Linked DNA regions of Homo sapiens: region 1 is linked to region 2. A link is an interaction called in ENCODE POLR2A ChIA-PET data of the cell type or tissue named here. Cell type or tissue: Panc1. All regions are shown on one strand. Links, peaks and the distances in the headings refer to the core of each region. The heading gives the core; the rest is flanking DNA.

Region 1 (4,401 bases), core at 134-4,133, 1.5 Mb after region 2:
TTTATGTGCATATGGGTGTACATCAAGTTCTGTGCTTAAAATAAGTGGTCCTTTATTTTTCTGACCTGGGAGAAGTACAGATGTGATATATGTCCCAGCATGAGATGCTGTATAATCAGAGAGCTAGACTGGCCACTACGCTGGGAGGCATTTACTCATTCAAGAACCCTTAGAAGGTGGAGAAATTAGAAACCACGACTGATGTGGTCACATCATCATTGATGTGAATGGAACCTGGTGGTATTGTGCAGTGCAAAAATTCTCTTACTTCATGAGGTTAGTGTGGGTGTTAAATGTGTTAATATGTGTAAATTGCTTAGAACAGTTCCCGGCATATAATAAACACTACATAAATATTAGCATTGTATTGTTACTATTTTCCATAAAATGGGGATAACTCTGACTTGCAGACTTGTGAAGCTTAAATGAGCTTAGTCCCTGGCATAAGTAAACACTGAGTGATGTTAGCTATAAAATAATTATAGTAACAATAATGTTTGAACTCTAAAAATGATGCTTTCAATGTAGTATATTTCCTAGGCCATTTAACCCAGAGGTCTTCTACCTCTGAAGAGTAAGACAGAGCTGACATAAATTTGAGAGAACAGCACAAAGGCCATCTTCATTTCTTCAAGACTGGGCATTTTCTCAGCAACCTGCACATTCACTCCATGGGTTTAGTATACTTTACAGCCTTTCCATAGGACCTCAAGTCCAAGAGGTTAGTTTACTTTTGGAAAGTTGTTTTTCTAACCAAAATGACACATTCATTGTGGTTATTAAGGTCTCTGGACTCAAAATTGGGCCACGTTTGATGAAAAAAAAAAAACCCTCATGAAGTTTAAGAATGAATATGGTTCATTAATTCATATTTATATTAACCAAATATTTTGACTTGATTTGGCAGAAAATATTTTTTTACAAGTATCTGGTAGACTTGAATCATTTCTAGACTGTTAAATCATTTCTTGGGAAGTTGCATAGAAAATACTTTCAGAATTTGTGGTTTTCAAAAAGGACTTTGTCTAATGAATAGCGATGGCAACACAGATTTAGGGGTGGAATTCTTGGGGAGCTTCTATTGCCTTCTGGCAGTTGCATACCAATTAGTAAGTATTGGCCTGATCAGCAAAGTATGGATTGTAGAGGGAGGAATGATGAAATTCCTCTATAGGAGTTAGAGTCCTATGTAGATGAGGGGAAGACATCTAGGCGGGGCAGAAGAGGAACTTGGAGGCTCTCAAATATGTTTTAAGAGTTTTCAGTAATCTGTGTTGAAAGTTTTCAACATTGAGCATTGAGCGGCCATTTTCCACTAAAACGATAGAAATCGACTTGTTAACACTTTGCAGAGACATGAAAGACAGGCGGAGCCAATCCGCAGCCTGCCAGTGTGGAGGGTTCCCCAAGGGTGGGACCCAGCGTGACCTTGCCCTTGAACGGTGGGCGTTTTCCAGGGGCTTAAGGTTTCACAACTGTGTACAGGCCTCTCTTCTGAGTCCTCAGTTGCTGAACTGAAAGTACTTTACAATACCTCAAGTCTTGTGGTTACGGACCCTGGGGAGGAGGAGATGGGAAGAGAAGTGTGGTAAATTCCAAAGCAGGGAGGTTTAGGAACCTCCTGACTCAGGAAATACCAAGGTCTTCCCATAAATGGAAGCAGTCTGTGTTGGTCTATTTATCCACAAATGATAAAGTGAATAAAAAATCTCTGATTTAAAAAGTAGGAAGAATCGAACAGTTGGACCGAGTCCCTACCATGTGTAAGGCCCTTTTCCATGCAGGGAGGTATAAATGTAACCCAATGTTCCAGGCCTCCAGTACTGGACCCCAAAGCGAGGCCCGATTCTTTTCAATTCTTGAATTCTAATAACTTAATAGCTGCTTCTCTCACCTTGTAATCAGTATGGATCATCACAGGAAAATCCATCTTTCAAAGAATTCTTTGGGAATATTTCCAAGAATTTCCAGCACTGTTTTCACCTGACATTATCCGCCTGACCTTGCCTGGTGATGCTGCTCTAGGCCATGTGTCCTGTCCTAACTATATCAACAGCCCCACCTGCTGGTCCTGTGTGCCTCTGCTGCTCGTGCCAAAGCTTTGACTCATCTCCAGAGGTGTTTCTGTGATGCCCACTCTCTTCATGGCCACTTCTGGGGCCAGTGTAGATCTCTGCCAACTAGCCTGGAGCTAACTCGTCCAGACCATATTACTTACACCTTCTATAAGCCCTGGGACTTATTCCAACACACCAGGCCAGACTCCTGGTGCTTGACTCTCTGGAGGCCCCATCATCCTTTCCTACTGTCTGACCTGGTTCTGTGCCATATAGGTCCACCTGATATATCTCAGCATCATTGAACCTCAAAGAGACAAGATGGGATTGTAGTCTATTTCCATTCAGGGGCCTTATGTAAACTCATAGATGCAGTCAGGTGTATAGAATTGGTGTTGCCTGACTTTACTAAGAAACACCCAGGACCAAAGCACCAGCGGATTACTGGGGCAAAAAGTAAAGTGATACTTTACTTCTTTTTTTCTTTTCTTCTTTTTTTGTATTTTTTGAGATGGAGTCTTGCTCTGTCACCCAGGCTGGAATGCAGTGGCGCCATCTCAGCTCACTGCAACCTCTGCCTCCCAGGTTCAAGCAATTCTCCTGCCTCAGACTCCCAAGTAGCTGGAATTTACAGGCGCGTGCCACGACACCTGGCTAATTTTTGTATTTTTAGTAGAGACAGGGTTTCACCATGTTGGTCAGGCTGGTCTCGAACTCCAGACCTCAGGAGATCCACCCACATCAGCCTCCCAAACTGCTGGGATTACAGGTGTGAGCCACAGCACCTGGCCGTGAACTTTACTTCTCCTGACAAAAGCCCTTGTCTGCTTACAGATACTCCAAGGATACCTAAGATAAGCAAGAAAGACACAGCCTCTATTGTCACATGTGAGGGAGTGGCGGTGTTGAGGAAAGGCCTCTGTGCACAGACGGGAGGGATTTATGGATACTGAAGGGGAAGGATGGGGGAGGGACGAAGGGCTGGTAATTGAGGTCAGCGAAAGGATGGTATCAGATGCATGGTGGGCAACCTGAGCTTCATCCAAGGAGACACTAAGGAAGGGACCTTAGAGGCATCCAGATAAGCTCCTTTTGTGACCAAAAAGGACACTGAGAACCCGAGATGAGGGGATTTTTCTAAGGCCGTTCATTGAGCTAAGCCGATTTAAAAATTCCCAGTCCCTTCTGAGATGTTCTTCCCAGCTCATCTTTAGCTTTCCCCAGGGGTAAAGGAAAAGAATGAGGACGAAACTGCAGAGAGCTTTTGAAAGAAGGGAAATTAGGGTGTCTCCTGATCCCCCTCATGAAATGACTTCAGTCTTTAAGTCATAGGTGGCAGGGTCTTCCCCGAGTGAAGAGACGGGATGATCCTGGCAGTATGGAGTTAAAGCATCACCACACTGAGCTGTTAGCACCATTGTGAGTTATGTTACATTGCCCTCCATGGGTAGAGTGACGGATACAAGGCTGTCAGCATAAAGGACCTGGCCTGTCCAAGTCTGGTCTTCCCAGCAGAAATTCCTACTTAACACAGTTAGAAGAACTCACTGTAATACATACACACAGCAACCAATTTATCCAAGGCCTGTTTTGTATCAGTCCTGAGGACTGGAGGCCAACCAAGACGTAGCTATTGTTTCTGCCCCATAGCAGCCTCGGATGAGGGGGCAGGGCAGAAAAGCATCACCAGTAGGGACACAAACAAGAGAAACTGCAAAACCGAGAGATTGTTAAAATTTGCAATCATCAATCAGTCAGTTGTTAAACTAATCCACTTGAATAGAATTCTACAGCAAGTTGGTTAGAATCCGTCTGAAATTCTTAACTGCAGGGGTTTCACTGCACACATCAGTGTGCACTCAGTGATAGTGGTGTTCTCCTCGCTGGGCTTTCTGTAAGTTCCAACGCAGGGCACAGAATTGAAAATGGAAGCCCCCATGAGCAGCTGCAGGCAGGGATGCCGTCACTCTGACCCCTCGGCCTCTCCTCTCTGTGGCTGCCTCCAGGGCACATGAGGAAAAGCAGATGCCTCCCCTGGCAAGTTCTGATGGAAAGATCAAAGGTGGGGAGTAGGAGCAACGAAGAGCATGACTGAACAATGACGGGGTCAGGCCGACTCGGCACTCAGACACAGCAGAGCCATTCTCTGGAGAGACTCTTAGGGTGGTGCTGCTGGGACTCACAGGAAGACTTCAGATCTTAAATGGATATTCTGCACTGCCAGACAATCCTAGTAAAGTCATGTTCCTACACTGCCTTTTACCCTTTACCGCCTTCCCCTCTTCTCAGATCTCCACATCCCCTTGCAGGCTTGGCTGATGATCTTGTCTCATATTTCACAGCA
Region 2 (4,401 bases), core at 229-4,228:
GGTGATCCATGGATGCCTATTTTAAGTGAGAATATCAGGAGTCTAATTAGAAACTCTAAAAGTATGTGGGTAGGGCCTGTCAACTAGTTGGCTTCATGTTAAGTTGATTAGTTAGCTACCTTGACATTTTCTTGATGGACTCCCAAGTATTATTATGTTCTCTTGTTACTACGTTACATAGTTTCTCTCTCATTTTGTTTTTTCATAAGAGTTTTCTAATTGCTTGCTTTGAGAAAGTGGGCTGAGGGGTCCTATTTTTCTTTGTAGACTTTACCTGATCCTCATTTTCAGTTTATTACTTTATCCTATCCTTTGCAAGACTACAGCCTTGATATATTGGTCACTGCAAAGAATAAATATCTACTCTCCTCCCTGGATCAGTGAAGGATTCTGATTGCTTTGTACAATTTTTCCCTATTCCTGTGGAACATAGCCCTCTTTTATTGGAAGTCTTTTATATAAATTATGTAGACTTTGAGGGGAATCTCAGAATCTTATAAATTGTTAAGACAATATAAAATCCATTCCTTATTTGATCAGACCTGTAAGATCCAAATTCTAGGAATCAGGATGTCATGTGATGGTTTATACCTTTGTATAAATTAGTTTGAGAATAAATGTAATAATCTGTGGGATTTTATTAATGTCAGGTGATAACTTGGATTTCTAAAAGATTTGTTGATACGAGGGTAAAAGTATTAGGGTAAATTAATCAGAAAATTAGAAATGTGCATATATCTTGCTGTTTGAATTATGTTAATCTTAGATTTGGAATTTATTATTAGTTTTCTTTTGTTACCTACAGTGGCACTTAGGAGACCTATTTAACTTTGCAAATAAAATTTGTAACTTGATAACTAATTGTTTTAAGTTAGTGGATAATAGTTATCAAAGTGTTTAGTGTCTTTAAGCTATGATAATTTAATATTGTCTTTTTAAATTATCCTAGGTAGAAGAATACATGTTCACTTCCAGTGAACAAGAGCATGTTCCCAAACTCAATTTTGGGTCGCCCACCCTTCACTCCAAATCATCAACAACATAATAACTTCTTTACCCTGTCACCTACTGTTTATTCACACCAGCAGCTTATAGATGCACAATTCAACTTTCAGAATGCAGAGTGAGTATGGTGATATTTTGGCCCATGTTGTTGGTAAATTTCATTTTCTATTTGACATAAACCCTTTTTGTATGAAACTTTTGAACATGGAGAATATGTCGTCACATTTTTTTTTGATACGGATGTATTTAATTTTTTTTCAGAGACTGGTTTTGTTTTTAAAGAAAAAATATGTATAAATTACTGTTCTTTTCTTTGATTTTGTTAGCTTGTCTAGAGCTGTGTCATTACAGCAGCTGACATATGGAAATGTCAGTCCAATACAGACCTCAGCTTCCCCATTATTTCGAGGAAGGAAGTAAGTACTTCTTAATTATTTTAAAAGAATATTTTTGCATTTCTGAGAACTCTGTAATGATGTATCTTGAATTAATATTGTATGGACCCTAAGCCCTATGTTTTGTTTTCTGGGACCTGTACGATCAGATGAGTCATGGAATTTTAACATTTTTATGCGTTTAAAAATTTTAGGTGTTCTTTTGTTGATTTGTTCCTGCTTTATTGTATGTTTGTTTCTGCCCTACATCAGATCTCCCCTTTTCTATATCCCAGGTTTTCTTTTTCTAGAATAAAGCTGTTTCCTCAGAAAACCACTTTTTAATTGAGATTTTTTAACTAAATGAGATGGCCTGTATTCATTTGCTAGGGTAGGGTTGCCATAACAACGTACCACACATTGGGTGGCTTACACAACAGAAATTTATTTTCTTACAATTCTGGAGGCTAGATCAAGGTGTTGGCAGGGTTGGTTTCTTCTGAGGCTTCTTTTCTTGCCTTGTAGATGGCTGCTTTGTCACTGTGTCTTAATATGGCCGTTGCCCTGTGTTTTCTGTGTCCTCATCTCTTCTTCTAAGGACACCAGTCATATTGGATTAACGTTCATCTTAAAGACCCCACTTTAACTTAGGTAACTTTTCAGAGGTCCTATCTCCAAATACAGTCACATTCTGAGCTACTGGGGCTTAGGACTTCAACATCTGAATTTCTAGGGGGACACAATTATAGCATTTTCTTTCTAGTAAACTTTATGTTTTTCTTTTGATTTATCTACATCTCACACAGGTAAGGTTCCATGATAACAAATATTGTAGTGAAAATTTCTGTGTGACATAAAACTTCCTATAGTCAAGTCAGGAGTCAATTAATTTTAATCTTTGATTAAAAGAAATTCATTTATTTAAAAACAGAACTTGAGAGGTAGTTATTGAAATAACATTCGGCAATATTTGAAAGATACCACTATTACTTAAAAACCTATATAAACATTCTATAACCTTTATGTCCTATTAAAAAAAACACTATCAGTGAACAAGGTGCTGTAAAAAAAAAAAATAACACTAGCTAGGAGTTATTGCTTATTATGTAGTAATCATTATTTTAAGCCTTTACAACTAACGGTTTGATTAAATCACGTAACACTGAGGTAGATACTATTATCCCTTGCCTGTTGAGGAGAAAGCTGACTCACACAAAGGTTAAGTAACTACTTACTCAGAAGTGACATAGCTAGGATTTGAAATGTTGTATGTCTCTGAGTCATATGCTTAAAAGCACTACAGGTTGTTCTTCAAAATTGTCATTGAGAAAAGTTTTATAATAATTCTAATAGTATTGACTTTATTCAGATTTTATTTTTTAGAAATTGCCTTTATAGCCAATTTGTGAATTAAGAATGAAAATAAGCTCCCTTAGGCCGGGCGCAGTGGCTCACACCTGTAATCCCAGCACTTTGGGAGGCCGAGGCAGGCAGATCACGAGGTCAGGAGATCGAGACCATCCTGGCTAACACAGTGAAACCCCATCTCTACTAAAAATACAAAAAATTAGCCGAGTGTGGTGGCACATACCTGTAATCCCAGCTACTCAGGAGGCTGAGGCAGGAGAATGGCATGAACCCAGGAGGTGGAGCTTACAGTAAGCCAAGATCCCCCCACTGCACTCCAGCCTGGGCAACAGAGCGAGACTCTATCTCAAAAAAAAAAAAAAACAAAAAAAACAAAACTCCATTAATTTGTAGTTAAACATATTTTTAAAATTAAAATTGGCATTCTCATTAGAAGATATTCAGCATATATAGCTCTAAAATACTTTTATGTTTAAAAATATTAAATATACTTTTATGCATTTAGCACTGTATATTTTACCTGTGAGTAGGGGTTCCACTTATTTTGCAGATCTATCAAGGAGAGAGAAATTGACATAATCCCAAAGGAGTGTTAAAAAACCTTCTATGGGCCGGGTGCAGTGTCTCATGCCTGTAATCCCAGCACTTTGGGAGGCTGAGGTGGGCAGGTCATTTGAGGTCAGGAGTTCGAGACCAGCCTGGCCAACATGGTGAAACCCCATCTCGACTAAAAACACAAAAATTAGCTGAGCATCGTGGCGGGCGCCTGTAGTCCCAGCTACTCAGGCGGCTGAGGCAGGAGAATACCTGGAAATCCCGGAGGCAGAGGTTGCGGTGAGCTGAGACTGTGCCACTGCACTCTAGCCCGGCAACAGAGGAAGACTCTGTCTCAAAAAAAAAACCTTCTATGACCCATAGAATTTTCAGGCTTAAAAGGAATCGGGCCATTTTCTGTGGCATAAAGTATTACCTACATGAACAACTTAATATATCAATGAAGTAAATGTCTTTTTTCCCAACAAATACTTACTCTTTAATGATTTTTCCCTTTTTATTTTGCAAATACTAAAACCTCCAGAAAAAGAATAATATGGTGAATATCTGTATGCCTTTTGCCTAGATTCATGAGTTAAAAGTTTTACATTTGATTTCTTTCTCTTTTTCTTTCTGCCCACCTGCTTTTTTTCCTGAACCATATGAAAGAAAGTTGTTGACACCATTTTACCTTAAAACATGTCAGCTTATTCCTCCTACAAAACAAGGCTTTTCTTCTATATAACCAAAATACATTGATTATTCCTGAGAAATTTAATATTAATAAAATACTATTATCTGAGTTGCAGCTCATTTTTGAATTTCTTCGTTGTCCAATGTCTTTATAGCTTTATTGAAAAGTGTTTCTTAATTGGTCTTTCCTGCTGATGAGTCAGAACATAGGTGTATTCAAAGAGCCCTTTTTTATAACTAGCACTCAGCTCACTTAATCGTATCTTCCTTATGTTATAGTTTGGATCTTCTTAGTAATTCTATAAATAGAACTTTTCCTACAAAGTTTTCACTACTGAGATGAAACATTGGGGTAGTTCAAATACAGGAGACTAACCTCAATATATACATGTAGTTTTTTCTGTCTCCATTATTACTATTTTTTTTA

What was found. ChIA-PET counts read pairs that join two places held together with the same protein. Peaks named below come from ENCODE experiments on the same cell type or tissue, not always from the same donor. Only the 100,000 strongest peaks of a DNase experiment are listed, where the experiment ranks them.
Region 1: POLR2A ChIA-PET joins it to region 2 with 5 read pairs; 1 of 35 experiments calls an interaction of 5 or more read pairs at or near these places.

Annotation. Positions count from the first base shown.
Region 1 is chr5:81,163,640-81,168,040 of GRCh38, forward strand. All of the region lies in intron 17 of RASGRF2 (Ras protein specific guanine nucleotide releasing factor 2), which reads left to right. Among named protein-coding and RNA genes, the nearest start is that of CKMT2, 67 kb to the right of the region's middle. RefSeq lists an enhancer at 2,155-2,214. In Panc1, for the core only: CTCF peaks have their summits at 2,071 (motif pointing left) and 2,290; a DNase peak (open chromatin) is centred at 2,032.
Region 2 is chr5:79,618,663-79,623,063 of GRCh38, forward strand. It overlaps TENT2 (terminal nucleotidyltransferase 2), which reads left to right. Exons shown (of 15, transcript NM_001114394.3): 2 at 950-1,123; 3 at 1,332-1,421. The coding sequence starts at 987. Among named protein-coding and RNA genes, the nearest start is that of TENT2, 8.4 kb to the left of the region's middle. In Panc1, for the core only: no CTCF peak of the experiment used is centred there; a DNase peak (open chromatin) is centred at 2,599.